4 separate regions of the Homo sapiens genome follow, and all the other regions are linked to region 1. A link is a contact called in ENCODE Hi-C or POLR2A ChIA-PET data. All regions are on one chromosome and are shown on one strand. The core of a region is the stretch at or near the end of the contact, and the rest is flanking DNA. Distances in the headings are between cores, read along the strand shown. Region 1 holds the start of NFKBIE (NFKB inhibitor epsilon). Region 2 holds the start of BICRAL (BICRA like chromatin remodeling complex associated protein). Region 3 has its middle 100 kb from the start of RUNX2-AS1. Region 4 holds the start of SUPT3H (SPT3 homolog, SAGA and STAGA complex component).

Region 1 (3,453 bases), core at 369-2,868:
AACCTTGGGGTTCTGGGCCTGAGGGCTGGTGATCCAGGCAGAGTACAGAAAGGACTGGGTCACTCCTCTCCCACCCACTGGGTCCACCAGCTGTCTTTATCAATGGCCACCCAGGATTAGGACCCTGCATCTCCAAAAAGCAGGTTAGGACAGCCACCTCCTGCCTCCCCTACTCCTATTTATATGAGCACCCTTGACCAGGGATTCCAGCCCTCCCCAACTCTATTTCTCATCCCCAGTTCCCAACCTTTCCCTCCTCTGTCAATGTTTTCTTCTTCCTGGGGGGCTAAATCCTCAACTGGCCAACCCATCCCACACAACTGCCTTTTACTTCAACTGCCCTCTGGCCCACTCCCACCAAACTCCATCTGGGTCTGGAGGAGGAAGGGTTAAGTGAGGGAGTGAGACACGACAGTTAGTGGGACTGGGGGCTCTGGAGGTAGAGGATGTCAGGGACGCTGACTCTAGCCCTCACTTCCCCTTTCTTAGCAGAGGAGGAAGTAAGCTGGGGCAGCCAGCCGCCTGTCTGTCTGCTGGGGCAAGAGTGCCCCAGCCTGGCTCACCCCATCCTCCTGAGGACCAGTCCCAAACCTACACCCTGGTGGCACCCCCCATGCCTAGCTTCCTGGCCCCGACTGGCAACCTGTAACTGGCACCTGTTGTTCCTTGAGACAGAGCATTCTGAGGTCAGGAACTGGGAATCCCAGATATTGAGCAAATAAGGATGTCCCCTTCCCCAGCAAGAAGAAACAAAAAAACTGGACTTGGTCAGGGGAATTTTCTCTTCCTAAGGGTGGATTATTGGTAGATTTCCAAGATGCTGGCTGGGTTAAGGGTCCTGCCAGCTCTGCCCACCCCGAAATGGGAGGACAGAGATGATTCCATGGCCTAGCTGGACCTCAAAAGTGGGCTGAGAGTTAAGTCTGGAGTTTGGAAGAGCGAATGGGGACTTGAAGGATCTTCACGGGGGAGTGGGGGTGCCCGACCTGTTGCGGCTCTTGGGCAGGCCCAGAGTTAGCATCCCGATTCAGCCTAGCCCCCATACTCACGTGTCTCCGTCCTCGGAGATGTAAGTGAGTGCTTCCAGCTGCTGAGGGCTCAGCGCCCCCACGTGGGGGAGTGGCAGGCGTGGGGCCGGGTCCTCAGCCTCGGGGCCCCCCAGCAAGGACAGGGTGTAGGTGAGCGAGGAGGAGCCATAGGTGGAATCAGCCCGCTCCCCATCCGCGTCTTCCTTCTCCTGTGGTTCCTTGACGGGTCCCGGAGGATGGGTGCAGGGCTGGGGGCTGCCGTCCGAGGGCCCGGAGGCTGGAGCCGAGGTGGACTCGGGTAGGGAGCGCAGAGAGCGCAGAGACTCAATGCCAGAGTCGTACTGGCTCTCCTCCGCCTCGTCCGGCCCCTTCCGCGCCTCCGACATGCCCGCGGCTCTGGCCGGCCGGGGCCCGGTCTGAGCAGGATCCGGCTCCAGGCTCCGCCGCGCCGCCTTTCCGGGTTGCGGGTCCGCTTGGCAGAGCGGGCGCCCGGCCCGCGGCGGCCTCCTTCCCGGGCTGTGGGGCTCCGAGGGGCCGGCGCGCAGCGAGGACAAGGTTCGGAGCGCTGGCCAGGTCCACCCAGCGGTTACTGTGGGCAGCCGAACCGCCCAAGCGGGTCCTCCTCCTCGCCCCGCCCCTCCGGACCAACAGGGTCGCCTCACGCGGATGGCCCCGCCCCCTCCCCGCCCCCGGCGGGCGCTTCCGGAAAGAGGCCCCGCCCCTCCGGAATCCCCCTTCCCGGGCTCTGCGTAGGCTTGGAGTCTGTGGTTCCCGGGCCTTGACTCACTCCTTCGTTGATTCATTCACTCATTCATTCATTCATTCATTCACTCTTTCCCCCTTCCTCCTTCACTCCATTCATTAGTTCCACGCATGTACTGTTTCCTTCTTTCACTTCTATTTCTTAATTCATTTGTTTTATTTTTATTTTTTATTTTTTTGAGACGAAGTCTTGCTCTGTTGCCCAGGCTGGAGTGCAGTGGTTGATCTCTGCTCACTGCAACCTCCGCCTCCTGGGTTCAAGCGATTCTCCTGCCTCAGCCTTTCGAGTAGCTGGGACTACAAGTAGAGACGGGGGTCTCGCTACGTTGCCCAGGCTGGTCTCGAACTCCTGGGTTCAAGCGATCTGCCTGCCTCGGACTACCAAAGTGCTGGGATTACAGGCTGTGAGCCACCGGTCCCGGATCATTCATTTGTTTTAAAAGAAATATCTATTAATTGTCCGTACAAGCTGGCATCTTTGGGGGAGGGCATGTAGGCGATGGGATGGGGAAGCACTGCTTCCTATCCCCTGCCCATTTATCTCAATTTCTCTTGCTTTCTCATCTTTCCCTATCAGTGCCCAGGGGTACGGGTAGGGAAAGGGGACTCCCATTATCTTTAAAGGAGCAGTTCTCCTGGGTCCTGGAAGACAGTCTCCTGTGTCAACGTCCCACATCACATGGAATTGGGCATGAAAATGTTTTTTTGGAAAGAGCGTCTTCTCAGGGAAACTGTTGTCTAAAAAGTAAAGTGGTTGTGGAGTTTCTTCTTCCTCAAAGGGTGAAACCCTGGCCTTGGGTAGTTACAGTTTCTGGTCAACCCCAGCAGTCAAGGAAGTGGGGTCAGGTTGGGGAGGCCCCAGACATGCTGGGTTGCACTCTGCTCAGGTCCCCAACACAGCCCCAATCTTAGTCCCAAAACATCTTTCCTCTTTCACTGTCCCTGGGCCTAGGAAGGCCGTGGGAGCACCCTACTACAAGTGAGCCCTAAGCCCATGCTCCATGATTTATTCCCTCATTCCTCCCCACTATTCCAAGTGCTATCAGCCTAACGCCAGCAATGCCCTTAGAGGGTTATCCGCAAGGGAACATGTAGCTTTTCCATCTCCAGCATTGGAGAAAGGAAGGTGGATGAGTGTAGACAGCAACGTTTTGCAGGGGGGAGGCCAGCTTTCCCACAGCCCTTCCCCTGCAACCTCATTTTATTCATCCATCATTCACCTACTTGACAAACATGTATGGAAGGTCTCCTGTAATGTCTGACGTTGTTCTTTCTACTGGAAGCAAAACTGACTATCACAGTAATAACCAATAACCACCCCCCATGACCAACAAAAAAATCCCATGGTCCTAAAAAAGCTCCTTGGCAATTACAGCTCAGAGTGGTTGGGATAAGACAGAAGTGAGAACAGGGTGTTGTGGGGGCACACAGTGGGGCCAGCTACTCAGTGGGGTGAGAGGCAAGGAAGCTTCCATTTGAACTGAGAATGGGAAGGGAAGAGAGATAGGGAGAGGAGAAGGACCTAGTCTGTGGGGGGCGATTGGAGGCAGAAGAGTTGGGGGAGGGCTGAGGGGAGAAGATGGCCCACTGTTCTTCAACCCCATGTAGGACCAGAGTGGGAAAGACGTAATGAGCATGAAGCCCAGTGAGGAGCCACGAGGGG
Region 2 (3,453 bases), core at 282-2,781, 1.5 Mb before region 1:
ACAAATGAATTTTAAAATAATTTATAACATTTCTTAGGCTTAATATGTATTTTTTAAAACCTGAATTACATTCTGTACAATTCACCTTTTACCTATCCTTGATGTTTATTTAAAATAAAAGACAACAAAACCCCTAGTATATTTTGTGGGCATTTGTAGTTAACCTAGACTACAAAGGCACCTGCTCCCACTCCAGGCCACGTAATGTTGTTGTTGTTGTTGTTTTGTTTTGTTTTTGTTTGAGTCTTGCTGTGTCGCCCAGGCTAGAGTGCAATGCGCGATCTCCGCTCACTGCAACCTTTGTCTCCCGGGTTCAAGCGATTCTCCTGCCTCAGCCTCCCGAGTAGCTGGGATTACAGGAGCCCACCACCACGCCCAGCTAATTTTTGTATTTTTAGTAGAGACAGGGTTTCACCATGTTGTCCAGACTGGTCTCGAACTGCTGACCTCAGGTGATCCACTCGCCTCGGCCTCCCAAAGTGTTGGAATTACAGGCGTGAGCCACCGCGCCCGGCCTGGGCCACATAATCTAAATACTTTGGATACTAGATAGTTTACAGAGAAGTTTCAACAATTTGAGATTTGAGATTAAAAATAGGTGGTAGTTATACTTGGACCAAAGAATGTTAAAAGATTGACTAGCTCTCTTTTAAGAATGAGGGGGTTATGTAATGAAAATTCCGCAAATATAGAGATAAAAGATATCTACATAAAGAGAAGGCAGTAGAAAATGAATGTTTTGAGAGTGATTTACTCTGCCTCACCTTCCTTTTAGTCACTGAAGTTTTGTTTTCCTTTTTAATGTTCACATACGGGCTTCACAGGTAAGGTTTCAAGAATTTTGGAATGGACAAAGAGTGTTGCAAAGGAAAGCTTAGTACATTTGAAAGTTAGGATGAACCAGTTATTTGCCTAATAACTAAGTTAAAAGTCGTTTTGGTTTTTAAAAAGCATATGCAAAACGTATTCACTGAGGCTTGCTCTAATTAGAGTTCTAAACAAATCTTGTAGGGTTTTTTTTTTTTGTCTTTAATCTCCCCCCTTCCCGTGTCAAGTTAAACTGGGTGGGTGGGTGGGTGTGTGTGTGTGTGTGTGTGTGTGTGGAGAGAGAGCCTGCAAGAGAATTAGCACGCACCTCGTGGATCTTAGTAATTGTTTTAAAGCCAAATAAAACTGTTTCTTGAATAAACCAATACATTTCTGAAGTTGAAAAGAATCCCAAAGGAAACGAATGAACATCCTTGCAGCTTGATTTTCCAAAAAAAAAAAAAAAAATTTTTTAAATTAAAAAAATCCTAATCTCCACATTTTTTGCCAGGCGAGAACCGAAGTTTGGAGGTAGACGAGCAGGCGAGCGGTTTGCCCGGGCGCAGAGCATGAAGGCCGGGCGGGCGCGGGGAGCGGCGCCCCGGCCCGGCGCGGGGGTGAGCGAGAGAGAGAGCGGAGCGCGTGTGGCCGGCGCCGCTCGGCCGGGAGCTCCCGCGCTCCGGCCCCCGGCCCCGCGCCCGCCGCCGCCGCCGCCGCCGCCCCTGTTGCGATGGCGCAGAAACCCCGTTGACAAGGCACTGCTTTTTCATGACGGTGAGTTTCCCTTTGAGTGTATTATAATTTTGTGATAAAAATTTCAAGGAGAAAAAAAAAACACACAACCTCCTTCCTCTGCCTCTTTCCTTCGGGGAGGGGAAAAGCGAGGGAGGGGGGGCTGGAGATCTGTCTCCAGACTGAAAAGAAAGGAGCAAATTAAACACCGAGTTGCCAAAACCAGGATATTAGGTTTCAGCCCAGAGAGCTATTGGCTAAGGCTGTGTTTTTTTTTTTTTTTTGGGGGGGGGTGGGTTTGTGGGTGGGTGATGGTGGTGGTGGGTGGATGTTTAATGGACACGGAGAAAAGGGGAATCGAGTGTTTATGCCTTTCCCAGCGCTGCCGGGGCCCCGGGAAGACCAAGTTCAGTGTCTCGGGCGGGGGCGCAGGCGGGCAGGGGGCGGCGAGGCCGGGCCGGGGGCGCCTCGGCGGGGTGGGGGCCCGGCGCCTTTCTTTTTCCTTTTTTTTCTTTTCCGCGGATGCAAATTTCTGGAGCGGGGAGAGGGAGAGCCCGGGAAGGGGGTGGCGTGGCGGTTGGTGGTGGGGAGGGGAGGGGAGGGAAGCCTTTTAATGACTCATTGATTGAGCCGGTTTAAAATTAGTTGTGTGCGCGAGTGTGAGTGTGTTTTCCGCCCCCCGGAGCCGCCGGGAGCCGGGAAGGAGGGAGCAGGGCTCGGCGAGGGGAAGACGGCGCGGCGGGGCCGCGAGCAGGGGGCAGGGAGGGCCTGGAGTGACGGCGGGCGAGGAAGAAAAATAAGCTTTTCCAATCTCCTCCCCTCTGTTTTCCCCCCCTCGTTTCTTTTCTCTCTCGGAAGCTCTAGGGTGTGAATCACATTTTCTTTCTTCTCGGCAAAATGGACCCCGCGTCTGGGGAGGGGGAGGGGAGAGGGTGGGGAGGGAGGCGGCGGAGACGGGGTTTATTTTTCATCCTGGCTTCCCCATTCCCGCCGCATCTGCGGGCGGCCGCGGCGAGGAGAGCAGGTCCGGGGTGCGGCGGGGAGAGCTCGGGGCAGGCGAGTCGCCCCGGCCCCGTTCCCGCTCCCGCTCCGAGCCCGCGGCGGCGGCGCGCACCTGCCGCGGGACTGCCCCTTCCCAGCCGCCTCGCTGCCTTTTCGAAGCACCGCCGAGGATCCGCGGCCGCGTCCGGCCGAGCCCCCAGCCGCGCGGAGGACCGGCGGCCCAGCCGGGCGTCTCCTGCGAGGCCCGCGCTGTTCGCCGCGCCGGCCAGAAGAGATGTGCGGCTGGGACGGCGCATTTTTGGCCGAGTGCGCGCGGGCGTTATGCTGTTCGCGCCCCCCCGAGTCGCCCCAAATGCGGGATATTGGGTGGGGGGGTGCGGTTGGAAGGCGCTAAGATGGCGCTGGGCCTGGCCTGTCGCCAGGGCTGGTGGCGCAGTTGCTCGGCGGGCGCCATCTTTCTCGCGGCGCGGGCGGCGCCCTCCGAGGACATCTCGATGACCAGGGCGCCGCGAGGCCCGGGGCTAGCGGGAGCCGAGAGCAGGGTGCTGAATTCTGGAGATGGGACTGGGGTCGCGCGGCCTTCTCCTTCCCCACGCCCCCAGACCCAAAAGACGAGGCCGCCGGCTCGGAGCGGGAAGGGCTGGGGCCAGCTTCTTCCTCCTAACCACTTGTTTGTGATGGAAGAAGGGGGCTGGGGGTCGAGCCTCGCGGCTGATGGGTTCCCTCCCTGACCCCGCACCCCCACTCCTCCCAGTCGAAATTGGAGGTGAGGCGCTCCTGCCATTTTCTCTCCTGCGGTCTGAGAGTGGACGTCTTTGTCTTCTCTGGCCCGGCGTGGGGGCAGGGCATTGAGCCTTTTCCTTAATTCTTCAGTTATTGAAAGTAGAGTCCAACCAGGTTACAAAACTAAAA
Region 3 (3,453 bases), core at 437-2,936, 1.4 Mb after region 1:
GTGTCTGCCCACAATGGCATGGCTCCTTCAAGCTGCCCAGATTCTTGGCCTGGTGTGTGGGCCGCACGGCTTGTTTCCATGGTGAGCATGGCAGGGGTGGCTGGCACCCCCAGGCTGACAAGCATTCCTCCCAGGTCTCTCTGAGCAGAGCTTGTGCCAGCCACTCTGTTCCCAAAGGGGGTTTTCTGATGTGGGGGGTGGTCACCTCAAAATTGGCTGTGCTTTGAGCTAGAGTGAACAAATAGAAGACATTTGTATCCATTCCTTTCTCTGACATCCTCATTTGGTCCTAAATGGGTTTGGGATGCCTACAGGAAATATCGCTTTTGGGAGGGAGCTTGGACATCATCTGGCCTGACCCCCTTCACCCTGCAAATGGATCTCGGAAGGTCACAAAGGGCAAGAGACGGGCTCAGGGCACAGAACAGATGCAGCACTGAGCTGGGAGGAATCCTCATGTCTCCTGAAGCCTGTGTTCTTTCTGCTATAGCGCGTCTTGGCTCTCTGGAGTGAGTTACCCAGTGTTACTTCTACCCTAGGAAGGTGAGGTGTGGCGCGTTGGGACTGCCTGGAGCTGTCAGGCCACACGCTCATGCACATGCATGTATGCACAGTGGGAGTGGATACAAAATTTAAAATAAAAAACAATTTTAGTTTGTCTAAACCACGGGTTGGGGTGAGGGGTGGTGAGCAAACCACGACCAGTGACTTACTCTTGTACAGCTTGTGAACTGAGAATGACTTTTACTTTTTTTTTTTGAGATGGAGTCTCGCTCTGTCGTCCAGGCTGGAGTACAGTGGCGCAATCTTGGCTCACTGCAAGCTCCACCTCCCAGGTTCACGCCATTCTCCTGCCTCAGCCTCCCAAGTAGCTGGGATTACAGGCACCCGCCACCACGCCCAGCTAATTTTTTTTTTTTTGTATTTTTAGTGGAGATGGGGTTTCACTGTGTTAGCCAGAATGGTCTCGATCTCCTGACCTCGTAATCTGCCTGCCTCAGCCTCCCAAAGTGCTGGGATTACAGGCGTGAGCCACCGTGCCCAGCCTACATTTTTAAGTCGTAGTGAAAAAATAAGATGTGACAGTGACTGTATGTAACCTCAAAGCTGGAAATACTTAACCATGTGACCCTTTCCAGAAAAAGTTTGCCAATCCCTGACTTGATGACCTGTCTGATTGTTCACCCAGTAATGGTTGGCAGTCTTCCTAGGACATTCAAGACTCCCTCTTTATAGGTAGATCTGGTTGGCTTCATAGGCTCAGACTCTGAAATGCAGAATTGGCAGCTTTCTTCCTTCGTCTGTCAGATGCCTATGGCTTTTCTAAGTTTCTTGCTGTTGCTGAATTTTTCTCTCCTCAGGATAAATCAAGCAGTGGAATCCTTTGTCAGGTGAATTAGGGAGCCGAGGCTGGTGATGGACATTTACTGCTGGTACCCACGGTAGGGCAGGGAGGCAGGGACACTGTTGCCTGAGGTGTCCTGCAAATAAATGACTCGGCTGGGGCTAACCAGAGTTGAAGGCTGAGAACAGACAGCTGCCAAGAGTGTGACAGGGAAAATGTCTTTCCCGTCAAAGAAAAACATAAAGATGCTTGCAATCTGAGTATTTCTGTTTCCTCCCCTCCACGACAGGCTTCTCAACTAGTTCCTGTCTAGCCAGGCTGCTCATTTCTTTATAGTCACTGAACCAGAATAACCACAGATCAAGCCGGAAGCACATGATAACCCGCTGAACTCCGCACAGCCCTGGCTGGGCTTCTCTGAGTGAACAAACGCTGCCCTGGTCTCCGCAGCTGTGAAATATCCAGTGAGCATCCAGCTGCGGGTTAGTTACTTCCACAGTCAGAGAAGGAAAGAAGAAAATAAGAGTGACAGATGCACAGAACCACGGACATTCGAGACTGTCATAGCTGTTCACAGTTGTTGAAGATTTACAGGCAAGCCGTTTGGAGTTTAAATGTGAGATGACACCAGGGGCCTCTAATGTACAGTGGAGCTTTAAGCATGATATGGGGGCAGAAAATGGTCTGGGAACCCCCTTCTCTGAGATCTTAGAAGTTCTGTTCTATTGACTCCAGGCAGGGCTGCAGCCACGGTGCACTTCATGGACTCATAAATATAACATTATTGGACAAAAAAACCCCAATCCTTCTCTGACTGATTAGGCCCAGATTGGTCAGCCCATAAATCAATGCTGAATAAGAACTATAAAGTTGTGAATCAATGTGTCCCAGATCTCCAAACTGGAATGAAAAAACAGGAATAAAATAGCTGGAGCTCTTCCAAGATCCTTCTTTTCATCCCCCTCCTCCCACCGCCCCATATGCTAGTATGCTAATTTTAAAAGGCTTCTCTTTTCCGCTCCTTGGCCTGGCTGTGGACAGCATTTCAGGGCAGGAAATTCGGTCTAGAAGTGTGGCTGAGGAAACAAGAGGCTGTTCTGTTGCATTTCTGTTCAGGACTGATCTGTAGCTCTGTCGTGTATCCTTGGTCATGTATCCTTGGCCAGGGTCTCCACCTGTGGCCGAGAAGTGATGGCATTTGTTGTCTGTGTCACAGATACAGGAAGGGAACAAGAGTGATCAGGTCATGTGTGGTCCATGAATGGTTTTTTAGGTCCAAGCAGTTTAAGGGCTCTGAGTCCCTGCATTGAAATATTAAATATAATAATGGATTCTCACCTGTAATCCTAGCACTTTGGGAGGCTGAGGCGGGTGGATCATGAGGTCAGGTGTTCAAGACCAGCCTGGTCAAGATGGTGAAACCCCATCTCTACTAAAAATACAAAAATTAGCCTGGCATGGTGGCAGACACCTGTAATCCCAGCTACTCGGGAGGTTGAAGCAGGAGAATTGCTTGAACCCAGGCAGCAGAGGTTTCAGTGAGCCGAGATCATGCCACTGCACTCCAGCCTGGGCGATAGAGTGAGACTTCGTCTCAAAAAAAAAAAAAAAAAAAAAAAAAAATGGAGTCTCCTCTTAGAACTGCACATGAGGTTTAGAAATGCCACCTGGTCATCCCTGTTGGACATGGTTACCCTCTTTGGATCTGGGAGCTGAGGGTATCTGCTGTGAATGTTGTCCACGTGTACTTGGAGGGCATTCCCTGTCCTTATTCCTCTGGAGTTCCAAAGCAAAGTTTGTTTTCTGAATCCCCCTTCTCTACCACTCTCCTCTCCAAAACACACCCTCAGGGTACTCTTTCCCCTCCTTTTGACAGCTCATTTCAGGGACACACTGTGTACATGTACCTGCCCCTCATAAGGGCTCGTTGTTAGGGGCCTGCTCTCCTGGGCTGGGAGCTCTCACTATTTCCTGGTCACCCCGACGCTGAGCTTCCCTGCTATCTTCTCCCCTTTGGGGAGGACACACACATGGCCCCACGCAAATATTCTGTGCTGGTGGCCTCCTGGTTTTCCCCAAACACAGACTATAAAGACTGGAAGGAACCG
Region 4 (3,453 bases), core at 659-3,158, 1.1 Mb after region 1:
AAACTTCTCACTGAAAAACCAACCAAAGTGGTAAAAGATAGCAGAAACCGACAATCACAAAATAGTACAATAATGTTTAAAGAAAACTCCAGTTAATACTGTCATAGCTCTCTGAATCTGGCATTAGCTGTACAACCTAGGAGACAACGTTTTGCTTTAATTTGTCAAGATGTAAATAAGTACTAACAGACCCATGGTCTGAACTGCAGTATTTGAATGAAAGGCATTATTTGAATATAATTACAATTCCCTATGGCAATAAATGTTCCAAAGAGCTGGCTTATCTGATTTAAAACTCAACCATATCAAGACTCGGAAGGACTCTCAAAATCTAAATTGTAGCCCTGTGCTGTCCAATGCAGTAGCTACCACTAGCCACATGTGGGTATTTAAACGTAAATCAATTTATTAATTTATGAATAAAATTAAAAATTAAGTTCCTCAGTGACACTTATCACATTTCAAGTGCTGAAGAGCCACTGTGCCTAGGCTACCACTAGTGCCTAAAGGCACAGATTATGGAACATCTCCATCAAGGCAGAAACTGCTAGTGAAAAGTGCAGCCCTAGACTTAGGCATACTTCGCTCCAACGTCCCGAATATCCTGAGATAAGAAACTTTCCATAGCACAATGAAGAGCATTCCATTCTTGCAAAGTACTCTCACGAACTGTTTCTCATAGGCAAATTCAGCCTCTTTGAAACATTCACCAGAAATTCCCCAAGTTTTGTCCTTCAAGTAAATCTTTGCAGGGCGAATTTAATTCCTCTTCCAGAGTCTGCCCTTCACATATACTAAGACCCCAGGTCCTCTCCTTCCAAATACATACATACATATATACACATACATATACTTATATACACACATATGTATATACATATATATACACACACATTTCTTTCTACCGAAATAACTTAACATTTCTATTAGCCTCTTGGAGAAATGCTAATTTATCCACGTGTACAGTAATACTACGTCCAGGATCGTCTGAGTGTCAAATATTACATATCACTGTCTTCATAACTTCACTCTCACGTGTGAGACCAAGTGTCCTGATTCTCTGAGAAAATAAGGTCACAGTCATTCTGAACTCCTAAAACGTGGAGAGCAAAAGCAGAGCTAATATGTACTGAGCAGCACCTGGCGCTGTTCTAAGCGTTTAACGTGTATTTTCTCATATAATCCTCACAATTCTGAAATAGGCTATAAGATCGCCATTTTACAGACCAAAACAAGGCAAAGACAAGCTAAATAATTTCCCCAGGGGTCACAGACGTGAGCTCACCCCACAGAGAACACAGCGGATCTTTTCCTCTTTCTGGATGCTACACTCCCACTAACTACCTAACTCTTCTCTCGCCGTGCCATAAAGCAACAATTTCCCTCTTTAATGATTCCTCCGGCAGCCCCCACACTACCTAGACGACCCGCGCACCCCGCTTCTCAGCACAGCCCAGCCCCCCTCACCCCACGCCCACCCGCCAAAAGGGAGGAGTCGAGAGGCAACTCCACGCTCGGCAGCGGAACCAGGGCGCTGCGCCCGGCCAGCGCCTCCCACAGCCGCCCTCCCTTCAACACTCCGGCGTAGACCACGAAGACCCAGGCAGCCGCCCTCGAGCCGGGGCCAGGGCGTGGCCGGCGCGGGGGCCCAGCGACGCTGGGATCTCCGCTCTGCGTCCCTCCCGGCTCTCTGACGTCTCCCCCGCCCGAATCCCCGCACCGCCCCCCGCAAGCCCTACAACCTCTGCTTTAAGAACCCTTGGAGGCACTGCTGCGCTTCCCGCGAGGAGAATGTGGGGGTGGAGATGGTGCGGTTTCTGCTGCTGCGGCCCGGGACACGCTTGGAAAGGGGCGGGGTGGGGGACTGAGAGTGTGGAGTGTAGAAAGGGAAAAGGTGACTCGGCTGTGTGACGGGGCGATGGGGGGGGTACAAGATGGCGTGAGCCCGACTCTCGGTGGGGCGGGGGTTGCGGAGACTGAGGAGTAAGCGATACGGACGCCCCCCGCACTGGCAGTGCGGGCGCATGCGCGCTTGGCCAGGTGGCGCGCGCTCTCCCAGCCCGAGCGAGCTACTTCCGCCACGCTCGCCGGGGGCGGGGCGTTGTGCGCGGCCTTCAGGGCCCGGCTTGGGCAGCGCTGAGCCACGCGGCGGCGTTTAGAGCTGGGGACGCTGGGAGCGGAGTGGGGACGAGCTGAGATCGGTCAGGGTGTACAGGGTGCAGGCTTGAATTCTTTAGGAATTGGGCCCGAGAGGGCTAGGATTTTTGAAGGATTGGGTGACCGGCACTGGAAGTTGATTTTCAACTCCGAGGAAGAGATTCACCGTTCTAAGCTTCTTTCCAGGAATTGGAGTGAACGGGATCTTAATGGGATTGCGCGTTTACAATGGTGAAGGGAAACGGAGGGGTCTGAACGCTCCCCGCAGGGCCGCAGTACAGGCGTGTGGATGTGGAACCCTTTCTGGGACGGCGAAACCAGCTCTTACGCCGCTTCCGCGCGCCATCACTCCCTACCCTGACCTCGCACAGAATCTGTTTCATTAATCTGCTATTAATGTTTTTTCCCCAACTCATGTTACTAGACGCAGGCGTTTAACTACCATGTTTTGTTATTGAAAACTTTTTCTACTTGAAGGCTTTTTTTTTTTTTTGGACGATTCTGTGTTTAGATTTTGGCCTGTTCCTCATTTTAAAATCTTGCACCCCCAGTATTGTACTGTACATTCTGTCCTGCCACATTTAATTGATATAGATGTAGTTCTTTAAATAATACAGTAGTCGTAAGACAATGCTTTCAGTCTTTCACTCTTTATATTATATGAAGTCTTATTTATATTTAACATTCTTATTGCCTGCTTAGAGAAGAAAACTGGTTATCCATGCTCACCTTCACACCTGTGTTGTCAAATACTATAAAATACTGTATTTTATAGGGATTCAAGTATTAACCCTCACCAAGTCTTTTTAAGCATCACTGCTTCAGTTATTTTCTTGCCTATAGATACTGTGAGTTCTGAAATCCCTTCCTTCTATTTGCTTAAATTGTTTAAAATAGCAACTTATTTGGTTATTTCCTCTGTGGATTGTAGTTGAGTCTGCTAGTGTTGTGTTTGATTCTCTTTAATCTCCCCAACGCTTCAATATTTGCCAAATACCTAAAATTCCAAAAGAATAGATATATTTAGGATGTGAGAGCTCAGCTTGATGTGTAAATCAGGGATCAATTCATTGCTGAGCAAAGTGTGCAGTATAAGGGAAAGTAACAGAGTGAGTATGGTGATAACTTCTTACATGGGAAGACTGGTTGAAAGCTCTTTTGAGTACATTACCAAGAAATTAGTTAACAGAAGATTAAGAGAAAAATTAATGTTCACATCTAAAGAAACATAAAAGTAGATCATTTCAATTAAAATTATGTTCAGTTAATGTTATCATAGAAGTTCCTGCACTGGAG

The links. Hi-C counts contacts between places; a loop is a spot of excess contacts on that map. ChIA-PET counts read pairs that join two places held with the same protein, here RNA polymerase II (POLR2A). Pooled maps may share reads with other maps.
Region 2: a loop to region 1 is called in a pooled map, with 6 times the contacts of the local background. The contact joins the promoter of BICRAL here to the promoter of NFKBIE in region 1. A Hi-C loop is called at or near these places in 6 of 50 pooled maps. POLR2A ChIA-PET finds 5 or more read pairs at or near these places in 2 of 52 experiments (activated B cell and activated CD4-positive, alpha-beta T cell).
Region 3: a loop to region 1 is called in a map with no recorded cell type, with 6 times the contacts of the local background. The contact joins the enhancer-like site here to the promoter of NFKBIE in region 1. A Hi-C loop is called at or near these places in 4 of 37 single-sample maps with no recorded cell type and 4 of 50 pooled maps.
Region 4: a loop to region 1 is called in a map of CD4-positive, alpha-beta T cell, with 11 times the contacts of the local background. The contact joins the promoter of SUPT3H here to the promoter of NFKBIE in region 1. A Hi-C loop is called at or near these places in 1 of 168 maps with a recorded cell type or tissue (CD4-positive, alpha-beta T cell), 1 of 37 single-sample maps with no recorded cell type and 10 of 50 pooled maps.

What each region holds. Positions count from the first base shown.
Region 1 is chr6:44,263,933-44,267,385 of GRCh38, forward strand. It overlaps NFKBIE (NFKB inhibitor epsilon), which reads right to left and starts at 1,619. Exons shown (of 6, transcript NM_004556.3): 1 at 1,050-1,619. The coding sequence starts at 1,414. RefSeq lists enhancers at 124-353, 746-1,245 and a silencer at 1,164-1,833.
Region 2 is chr6:42,780,521-42,783,973 of GRCh38, forward strand. It overlaps BICRAL (BICRA like chromatin remodeling complex associated protein), which reads left to right and starts at 1,532. Exons shown (of 13, transcript NM_001393499.1): 1 at 1,532-1,581. LOC401261 (a long non-coding RNA gene) reads left to right here and starts at 2,976. Exons shown (of 2, transcript NR_134654.1): 1 at 2,976-3,453. RefSeq lists enhancers at 2,341-3,030, 2,887-3,076, 3,031-3,453, 3,097-3,166 and a silencer at 2,467-2,806.
Region 3 is chr6:45,675,970-45,679,422 of GRCh38, forward strand. No RefSeq gene overlaps it. Among named protein-coding and RNA genes, the nearest start is that of RUNX2-AS1, 100 kb to the left of the region's middle. RefSeq lists enhancers at 1,793-1,852, 1,863-1,982. Within about 2 kb of position 1,687, at least 10 of the 41 ENCODE cell types and tissues checked have a DNase peak (open chromatin) inside an H3K27ac peak, as active enhancers do.
Region 4 is chr6:45,376,026-45,379,478 of GRCh38, forward strand. SUPT3H (SPT3 homolog, SAGA and STAGA complex component) reads right to left here and starts at 1,909. Exons shown (of 11, transcript NM_003599.4): 1 at 1,743-1,909. All of the region lies in intron 2 of RUNX2 (RUNX family transcription factor 2), which reads left to right. RefSeq lists silencers at 1,551-1,830, 2,151-2,200 and an enhancer at 1,841-2,384.